Linked DNA regions of Homo sapiens: region 1 is linked to region 2. The links are chromatin loops, found by intact Hi-C in ENCODE. Cell type or tissue: PC-9. All regions are shown on one strand. Links, peaks and the distances in the headings refer to the core of each region. The heading gives the core; the rest is flanking DNA.

What was found. Hi-C counts contacts between places; a loop is a spot of excess contacts. Peaks named below come from ENCODE experiments on the same cell type or tissue, not always from the same donor. Only the 100,000 strongest peaks of a DNase experiment are listed, where the experiment ranks them.
Region 1: a loop joins it to region 2, with 6 times the contacts of the local background. A loop is called at or near these places in 1 of 110 quality-filtered maps.

The regions. Positions count from the first base shown.
Region 1 is chr12:105,058,300-105,062,699 of GRCh38, forward strand. ALDH1L2 (aldehyde dehydrogenase 1 family member L2) reads right to left here. Exons shown (of 23, transcript NM_001034173.4): 8 at 3,328-3,453; 9 at 2,682-2,773. Among named protein-coding and RNA genes, the nearest start is that of ALDH1L2, 24 kb to the right of the region's middle. RefSeq lists an enhancer at 2,198-3,397. In PC-9, for the core only: no CTCF peak of the experiment used is centred there; a DNase peak (open chromatin) is centred at 2,642.
Region 2 is chr12:104,055,240-104,059,583 of GRCh38, forward strand. It overlaps a transcript of GLT8D2 not described here. Among named protein-coding and RNA genes, the nearest start is that of HCFC2, 7.1 kb to the right of the region's middle. In PC-9, for the core only: CTCF peaks have their summits at 2,706 and 2,906; a DNase peak (open chromatin) is centred at 3,772.

The DNA of each region.
Region 1 (4,400 bases), core at 276-4,275, 1.0 Mb after region 2:
TGTTTTGAGGTAAGACTTACATCACATGCCTATTTATATCCTATGAGATCTTCTGTGATACTCATCAGAGAAATTGATAAGACTAGGGGCAAGAAATTAAAAATATATCTTGAAGGACAGTGGCAGTTTTTTAAAACTTTATCCATGACTAAAAATAAAAGCAATCAAGGCAAAAATATTTTAATTACTTATAAGCAAGGTAGCAAGGATCATATAAAGTCAACTCCTTTCCTTTCATATATACTCAGGGAATAAGAAACAAAGACACTTTCCTAACTGTAAAGATTATGAGAGATGAATGTCATATTGTAGACTATTTTCTCTAAATTACAAGTATAAGATGGACATTTGTTTGTATTACGTAGTTAACATAGGTACTAGCTAGAACCATATGCAGTAGGTCAGTATAACTTTTGAAGTCCTTTCCAATCCTTTGATTTCCACTGTTAGTTTGTCAAATTACAGCTGTTATCTGACATTTCTTGAATAGCAGTGGTGTACGAGGTACAGTGTAGAAAGTCCACCATGGTTGTGGTTCAATCATTTATTCTCTAAAAGAGATGATACCTTTGTAATCAAGATAATAATATCAGATGATTATGGTAAGCCAGACACTCAAACAGAAAATGAGTAATTCCTGCAGGAGTATCTTGCTAGCAAAAAAAAAAGTATTAATAATACAGTACTGGCCGGGTGCGGTGGCTCACACCTGTAATCCCAACACTTTGGGAGGCCGAGGCGGGTGGATCACGAGGTCAGGAGATCGAGACCACCCTGGCCAACATGGTGAAACCCCGTCTCTCCTAAAAATACAAAAATTAGCTGGGCGTGGTGGCATTTGCTTATAATCCCAGCTACTTGGGAAGCTGAGGCAGGAGAATCGCTTGAACCTGGGAGACGGAGGTTGCAGTGAGCCAAGATTGCGCCACTGCACTCCAGCCTGGCGACAGAGCGAGACTCTGTCTCAAAATAATAATAATAATAATAATAATAATAATAATAATAATAATAATAATAATACAGTACTGTGTGTGATGTACCAGGTGTGATGACTCATGCCTGTAATCCCAACTAGTAGGGAGGATGAGATGAAAGGATGGCTATCCCAGGAGTGCAAGGCTGCTAGTGCAAGTGAGCTGTGATCACACCACTGCACTCCAGCCTAGGCGACAGAGTGAGGCCCTATCTGTAATAATAATCATCATAATGTAGTATTGAAATATTTAGTTAAGCCAATTAGAAGTTTCTGGGAACTCATGAATCACAGCTGAGAAATCTATAATTTGAGGAGCCGAAACTCTTGACTTTTGAAAACACTATGTGCTCTTGAAATGATTGTTTTTGATTTCTGGAATAAAACCTCCATGAATAAAGGGGACGTTGTCTAGTTTACACTGTATCCCCAGTGCTAAAACTGTTCCTGACATGTAGTAAGTGTTCAGTCAGTGTTGTTAAGTAAATGAGTGAGTAGATAGAATATTCATCAGGAACGTTGCTTTGTCAATATGAAGGATTTTATCAAGAGGAGGAACATTTTTGCCTTGTTTAATTAGTGTATGGCCACAATGTGGCCTAGGATCAAATCCTCTTAGCTTCTATTCTCTGTACCCACCATCAAGGGACTGCACAGTCCCTGGTGAGCTCCAGCTGTCTTGTTATCCCAGTTACTCGAAGAAAAACACCTCTGAAAGATGCTGCACCAGTAGGATCCTGGTCCAGTTTCCTTGCGATAGAGGCTTTCTGGGACTCCAGCCCTTTCAACTTGCTCTAAACCTCTGTGGAGAAATTCTGATATTGGGTGATTACACTTGTCCTTGCAAGTAGCCTGATAACCCTCATTCTAGATCTGTCTTACTAGGTAATTTATGGGGGGGGCGAGGGTAGGAGAAAAAAGATTTGGGGGAAAGCATAATTAATATCAGGTATCAGATATTATTCTGGTAATATTATTAATATCAGGTGTCAGATATTATTCAGATAATATTCTGGATCAGGCTGCGTAGGAAATTCACTGTTAGCATTCTCACCCAGAGCTTCTCAATTCTGATGTCATATTGGAGGAAAATTAGCTAAGAAACTGGAAGGACAAATTTTTAAAAGATGCAAACAATTCTAAGGGTTGCTTTTTTAGGTATACGGAAGATATGAAAACAACTTCTGGTTAGCAACAAAGAGAACTAAACGGATATATCTGCTTGACCATGGAAACAATAGCAAAAAAAGATGAAGAATAAAGATGTGTTGGCCGAGCGTGGTGGCTCACACCTATAATCCCAGCACTTTGGGAGGCCGAGGCAAGCGGATCAGCTGAGGCCAGGAGTTCGAGACCAGCCTAACCAACATGGAGAAACCCCATCTCTACTAAAAATACAAAATTAGCTGGGCGTGGTGGCGCATGCCTGTAATCCCAGCTACTCGGGAGGCCGAGGCAGGAGAATCACTTGAACCTGGGAGGCGGAGGTTGCGGTGAGCCGAGATCGCACCATTGCACTCCAGCCTGGGCAACAAGAGTGAAACTCCATCTCAGGAAAAAAAAAAAAAAAAAAAAAGATGAGTCATAGATAGGTATGATAAGGTAATCACATCCAGAACAAAGGATGTGTGTGGATTTCACTGTCAAAGCCAAAGTCAAAATCTCTAGTGAGGGAATCCCTAGTGAGTCAATAAGGGCGTGGTTTTACCTGGCAACATCCATTGAGCTTGCTCCAGATTTAAAGAAGTCTGTTGAGTCTTCAATAATGGGGACATTGCTTAAAATTCCAGCCCAGATGACCTACACAAAAAGGAAACTCTTATGAGGGAAGTGCCACGTAGAACAATGTGGCAGAGACTGGGCTAGCTCTTCACCAAACCAATTCCCTCTTCATCTTGTACACTCAGCTGTACATACAGCTGGATCACATTTCTCAGCGCCTCTCCAAGTTAGATGCAACCAATGAACAGGAGTGGAAGTGACCTGCACCACCCCAGTCCTAGCCCATGTAAACCTCCTCCACGCCATTCTACATGCTCCTTTGCCCTTCTGGCTGTCTGGAATAGAGACGCCCCCCAGGGAGACCTTGAAAATAACAGAAACTGGGTTCCTGAATGACTTCACCCCTAACCCCCGTGCCAACCTGGAACTGCCTTGGATGACTTATGTGAAAAATCAGTTTGTATATACTGTGTTTAAGCATATGAATTTGGAGGTTGATTTCCTCTTGCAGCTAATACAAAAAAAGAGGAAATAAAGTTCTGATCCCACTACTTTGAGGACTGATGGTACCAGTTACGAACATGCTTCAGTTTTCCAAGGTAACAGTAAGATTTAAGTCATCATGTGTTCACCTTGATGGTCTCTGCCACTTTCACCTCTTCAGCTGTCAGTTCTACCACTGACGTCTCACCCGTTGAAAAGTACTGAGAGGCAGGGATCATTTTTCCATCTTCAAACTGCAGATTTCTCACCGTCAGCTACAAAATAGCAACAAAACAAGCATAAAAATTGAGGATTGAGACAATACAAAAGTGAGGCTGGTGGGAGGAGTCCTATAGATTATATGCATATAAGGGCAAGTTTATTTGGAAAAATACAGATTAAAAGCATTCACCATTATGTGTAAAAGGGCTGAAATGGCACTTGAATAATGGCAGCAGAAAGGAAAAAGTGAGGTCCAGGGATAGGTACATCTCAAAATGGAAAATAAGTCCTGGAAAATTTGACACTTGGACGTAGGTATTTGAATTAGAATCTATTATGAAAATAACAGACACCACCAGTGCTGCTGCAACTCTGCAGCTGCTGCCTCTGAGCACTTGCCCTGTACCATGCTCAAGAATGCATGCATAAGTGCTTGCTTCAGCAGCACATATACTAAAAAAAAGAATGCATGCATGTGCTGAAGGATCTTACCTAATTTCATAAAAGCCAGTGGAGGCGGATGCCATTATTATTCCCATTTTACTGATGCAGAAAGGGAGGCTCAATGAGGTTCAGTAATTTGCTCAGTGCCACACAGACAGTAAGTAAAAGAGCTGGGAGTAGAACCTGGAACTAGCGGCCTACAGTCTTAACGATTTATCCTGCAGCAACTGGAAAATATCTGTAAGCTACAAATTCCCTTTGCACGCTTCATTGGGAAGCTTCGCAAGGGCACACTGAGGCCCAGGGCCAACCCTCCTGAGCATAGGCAGTTTAGGTGGTGCCTGTCTGGTGGATCAGTGGCAAGGGGCATCTGAGGAGGGCCACATCTATTTCACTTGATCCTCCCAGAATCTGGCATTGGGAAGGCAGACAGACAAGATTCTCCTCTCTGTTATAAAGATGGCAAAACAGACTCAAAGGGAAGAATCATCCTGCCCAAGACCAGCGAGTGGGAAGCAGGGATTCACATCCTTATCTCCCCACTGAATTCCAGCCT
Region 2 (4,344 bases), core at 344-4,343:
TTGACCAAATCCAACTAGAAGTCAGAGGGCAAGAAGCTCAAGTGCTATAATCCATTCAGGTCAGCCTCTCAGGACACTGAACAGGTTGAAGGGTGGAGAGTAGATCTGTAGAAGTAAATGGAAAATATCCTTGCATTATATGAATGGGGTCCCTGGCACTCTGTCATTCTGCAGCCTGGCATATGCTAAAGATGGCAGAGAATCACCACAGCAGCCCTGAACTAACTACTCATGGAAAATCTTGCTATGTGAGGAAAATAAACCCTTAAGTGGTCAACTAAGTTTGGTTAGATTTAGTTACATGCCTGAGTGCAACCCCATGCAATATGTATGCATTTCACATGCATTTTATATTTGTGGTATCACTTGTCAACAAAACATGTATCTTAGTCTCTATTATTCCATGTTTATTTCTTACTAGTTGAAGGTCAGATGTTCATCATTTCTTCTTGCTAACTGGGTCTGCCTTTACTGAGTATATAACTTTTAGATAAGGTCCTAGATAAAATCTATTAAAGCTGATAAGTTTGCCTGGGAGGAAAGGAATAAGTCTTCTGTAGTAGTACATGAATTACCACATTGGGTCAGGCTGACAAGCCTCTTTGCCACGTTTGTCTCCCATGGCTGGGCTCCAAGATCACACATATGGGGCAGGAATTACCATAGCAGCCTCAATTCCCTCTCTTTTGCCTGGTGTGGTTCAGTTGCAGGTCATCTTCCTGTTGCCCTGAGCTTCGGTGCTCTTGCTTTCCCCTGCTACTCCCTGAACTGCAGCAATTGCTCCAGCACCTGAGTCTCACACTTGAGTTCCCTCTCTCCCGCATGCGGTAACTGTTTTTCTTCCTTGGCCCAGTTCCCTGTTCTGGCAATTAAGTTAGGTTCTATCTAGCCTGGAGCCCTGCCTTGCTCTTGCCAGCTGCCCTCTCTATGCTTTGGACATAGCTTCAGCCAAGATCCATGGCTGGAGCCCTGCAATCTGTAAACAGACCTCTCAGACACCATCTGTTTCCCTCACCTTGGCAACAGTCCCTGCCCAGGATCTCTGCTATCGAGTTCTGCCCACTTGCTAGCACTCCCCAGAACCTCTTCTCAGACCTCTGGCAATAAGCCTTTGGCCCTTGGCCTGAGTCCTCAATTGAGATTAAAGACATTGCAATTTACACTCTTGGCTGAAAACACAGGACTGTCTGCCACCTCCAGCACCAGATTCTCACTCTAGGGTTGACTTTTTGGCCTGCAGCTCAGGAGGAGGAATAGAAAGTGTAGAAATATAATAAAATCATGATAATGATAGAAATAAAACAATCTACTACTTATTAAATGCTAACTACATGTCAGACATTGCGTAAGTATAGCACAGTCCTTGCTTGGCATGGTAACAGCACAGATTTCAATTAGCACCGTTTAGTTATATAACACAAGTCCCCCAATAATACAGTTCAAATTTCAGTTACCACAGTATATTCACTGTAAGTAATTGCATAAATACAAGCTTTGCTGCCAGGTTTTCAGTCCACAAAATTACTATGTAAATAACAGATGCACGCCATGGTCAGTGACCACAGCACATCACTTCATTTCTAGTCTGCTGGTGACTGGTCACTGGACATCTGTTATTTAGTTATGCACAGACAGCAAAGCATGTAGTTGTGTTGCCTCTTTATCTCCAAGTAACATTGTAAAAAATGGACGATAGAATTTGCCAATAAAGATAAAAGTGAAGCAAAGAAACAAAAAGTGATTATTGTGGCAGTGAAGTTCAAATCAAAGATCACTGGAGTTACAGAAGAAATTGGTGGCCATGGGAATGTTGACATTGCCACTGTTCAACTCCAGATGGGCATCCAGAGAGACTTAGTAAAGGTAAACTTATGAACACAAATAAGGAAGGAAGTTGTAAGGAAAAGGATAAAGATGTTCCAGAAAGTGACATGGGCAAAAAATTCACATTAAAGGAATGCTGAAAGATATCTCACAACATTGAAAGCACAAAGGAAAACTTAGAAAGGAGGCTGGGCATGGTGGCTCACACCTGTAATCCCAGCACTTTGGAAGGCTGAGGCTTGAGCTCAGGAGTTCAAGACCAGCCTGAGCAACATAGGGAGACCCCGTCTCTACAAAAAATAAAAAAGTTAGCCAGGTGTGGTGTTATGTACCTATGGTCCCAACTACTCAGAAGGCTGAGGTGGGAGGATCGCTTTAGCCTGGGAGGTCAAGGTTGTGGTGAGCTGTGATCATGCCACTGTACTTCAGCTCAGGTGACAAAGACCCTGTCTCAAAAAAAAAAAAGCAAAACACATTAATTCTCAATATTTCTGTTTTAAATTATGGCATAATAAAGAAATATTAGGTTTACAATTTTTTCATTTCTCTATATATTTATATCCAACAGTAAGAAAGTTTTTAATATTTTGACAAAAGTTTTTAAACATCACAAAACAATTGTAATTTTTCCCACTGATAATTGAGATCACTTTGAAGGGTGTTGGCTTGCATATCATGTTTACAGAACAGTGTTATCATGCAAAGTGAAGACTGCCTGTACTTTACATGTATTATTTCATTTACCTATTTCTTTCTTTCTTTTTTTCCCCCCTTGCTAGGTCACTGCCCCATTTTCAGCACTAGATGGTGCTGAAACCCACGTTTGCCTCCATTCTAATAAATAATCAGTGCCCCTCATCCTTAATGGGGGATATCCCAGTAGTTTGGGAAGGCTAGCTAGGGGTTCAGTGTCCAAGGGACCTATGGACCCAACCTCCTACAGTGTGGTGCTGCTGAACAGCCACTATGATTTGGTGTCTCCATCTCTTTTTGTCAAGTTACACAGCAGAGTTTCCAGAGCTGGGATGGTAGTCTCACCTCTCCCCTTTGTCTCTGGCTGTTCTCAGGGATATTTCTCCTCTAGGGACTGCTGATGCTTCTAGTGGTTGAGGCTGGGACAAGTCTCCTGCAAGGGAACCCAAGATTGTGGAGAAGCTGGTTGTCTATGCCTTGATCTCACTTTTTACAGTGTACAGACTGTGAGTTGGGGGAAATTTTCATGCAGTTGGTGCCTGGCAGATTGTGGGGAGGGGATTACAGATATGGAAGTCTGATTCTCTTACCATCTGCTCAGAGTTTTTTAAACTTCTCTGTGGCCCCAGCAAATGTCTCATCCTCATATTTGAGTTCTCGGATATTGCTGGTGATAATTTCAGTGTTGAATATTAGTTTTGGGTTTTCCATTGGGGGGTGTGAAGCCAGATTGCTTCCTTGCTGCCACTTTGGAACCATATTATCTCATTTAATCCTTTGACTAACCCTAAGAAGCAGATGCTCTTATTATTCCCATTTTATAGACAAAGAATCTGAGGTTCAAAGAGGATAAATAATTTGACCAAGGCCATACAACTAGTTAAGTAGCTACAACCTATTGGGTCTTAAAGCCCTTGATCTTAACCCCAAATGAAACAGTCCAGGTAAATGACTCTGGTGGGTGTTTGATACGGAGGAGTGGGCAGAGAGGAGAGGAAGTAGTGAGAGATGAAAGTACCTTCTCTAACATATGCCTAAAAAGTCTAGAGCAGCACTGTCCAATAGAGCTTTCTATAACACAACAGATGCTCCCTTACCCAAGGGGGATACATTCAAAGACCCCCAGAGATGCCTAAAACCACGGATAGCACCAAATCCTATATACCTCTAACTAAGACAGCTACTCAATTACGAATGGGCAGGTGGCACATACAGTGTGGAAACACTGGACAAAGGATGATTCACATCCCAGGCAGGTAAGAGCGGGACAGCGCAAGACTTCATCATGTGACTCAGGATGTTACACAATTTAAAACTTACAAATTGCTTATTTCTGGAATTTTCCATTTAATATTCTCAGACTGCATTGACTGTGGGTAAGTGAAACCATGGCTAAAGAGGGATTCCTGTACATGTATAGAATACATAATATTTATATAATCTATAATAGAGAATTAATGTATCTATTCAACCCTGGTATACATGTAGGTATACATGGACTTCAGGATCCATCTTTTCTTGATCCTCCAGGACTTTGATCCACCAAATCCCAGCTCTTTCTGAACAGATCTACTTGCCCTATGGGATGTAATTTCCAGTGGAGCTGCTCTACTTCACTAAGTACTCAGGAAATTAGGCTTCTTCCAGCTCATGGTCCAAGATGGCTGCTCCAGTTCTAGCCATTACATCTACATTCCAGACAGCAGGAAAGAGTAAGAGAAAGGAAGCTTCCCTCCTCTAGAACACATTCTGGAATTATATATATTACTTTTGCTTACAACCCATAGGTCAATATTTAGCCACAGGCCACAACAAGTTGAGGGAAGC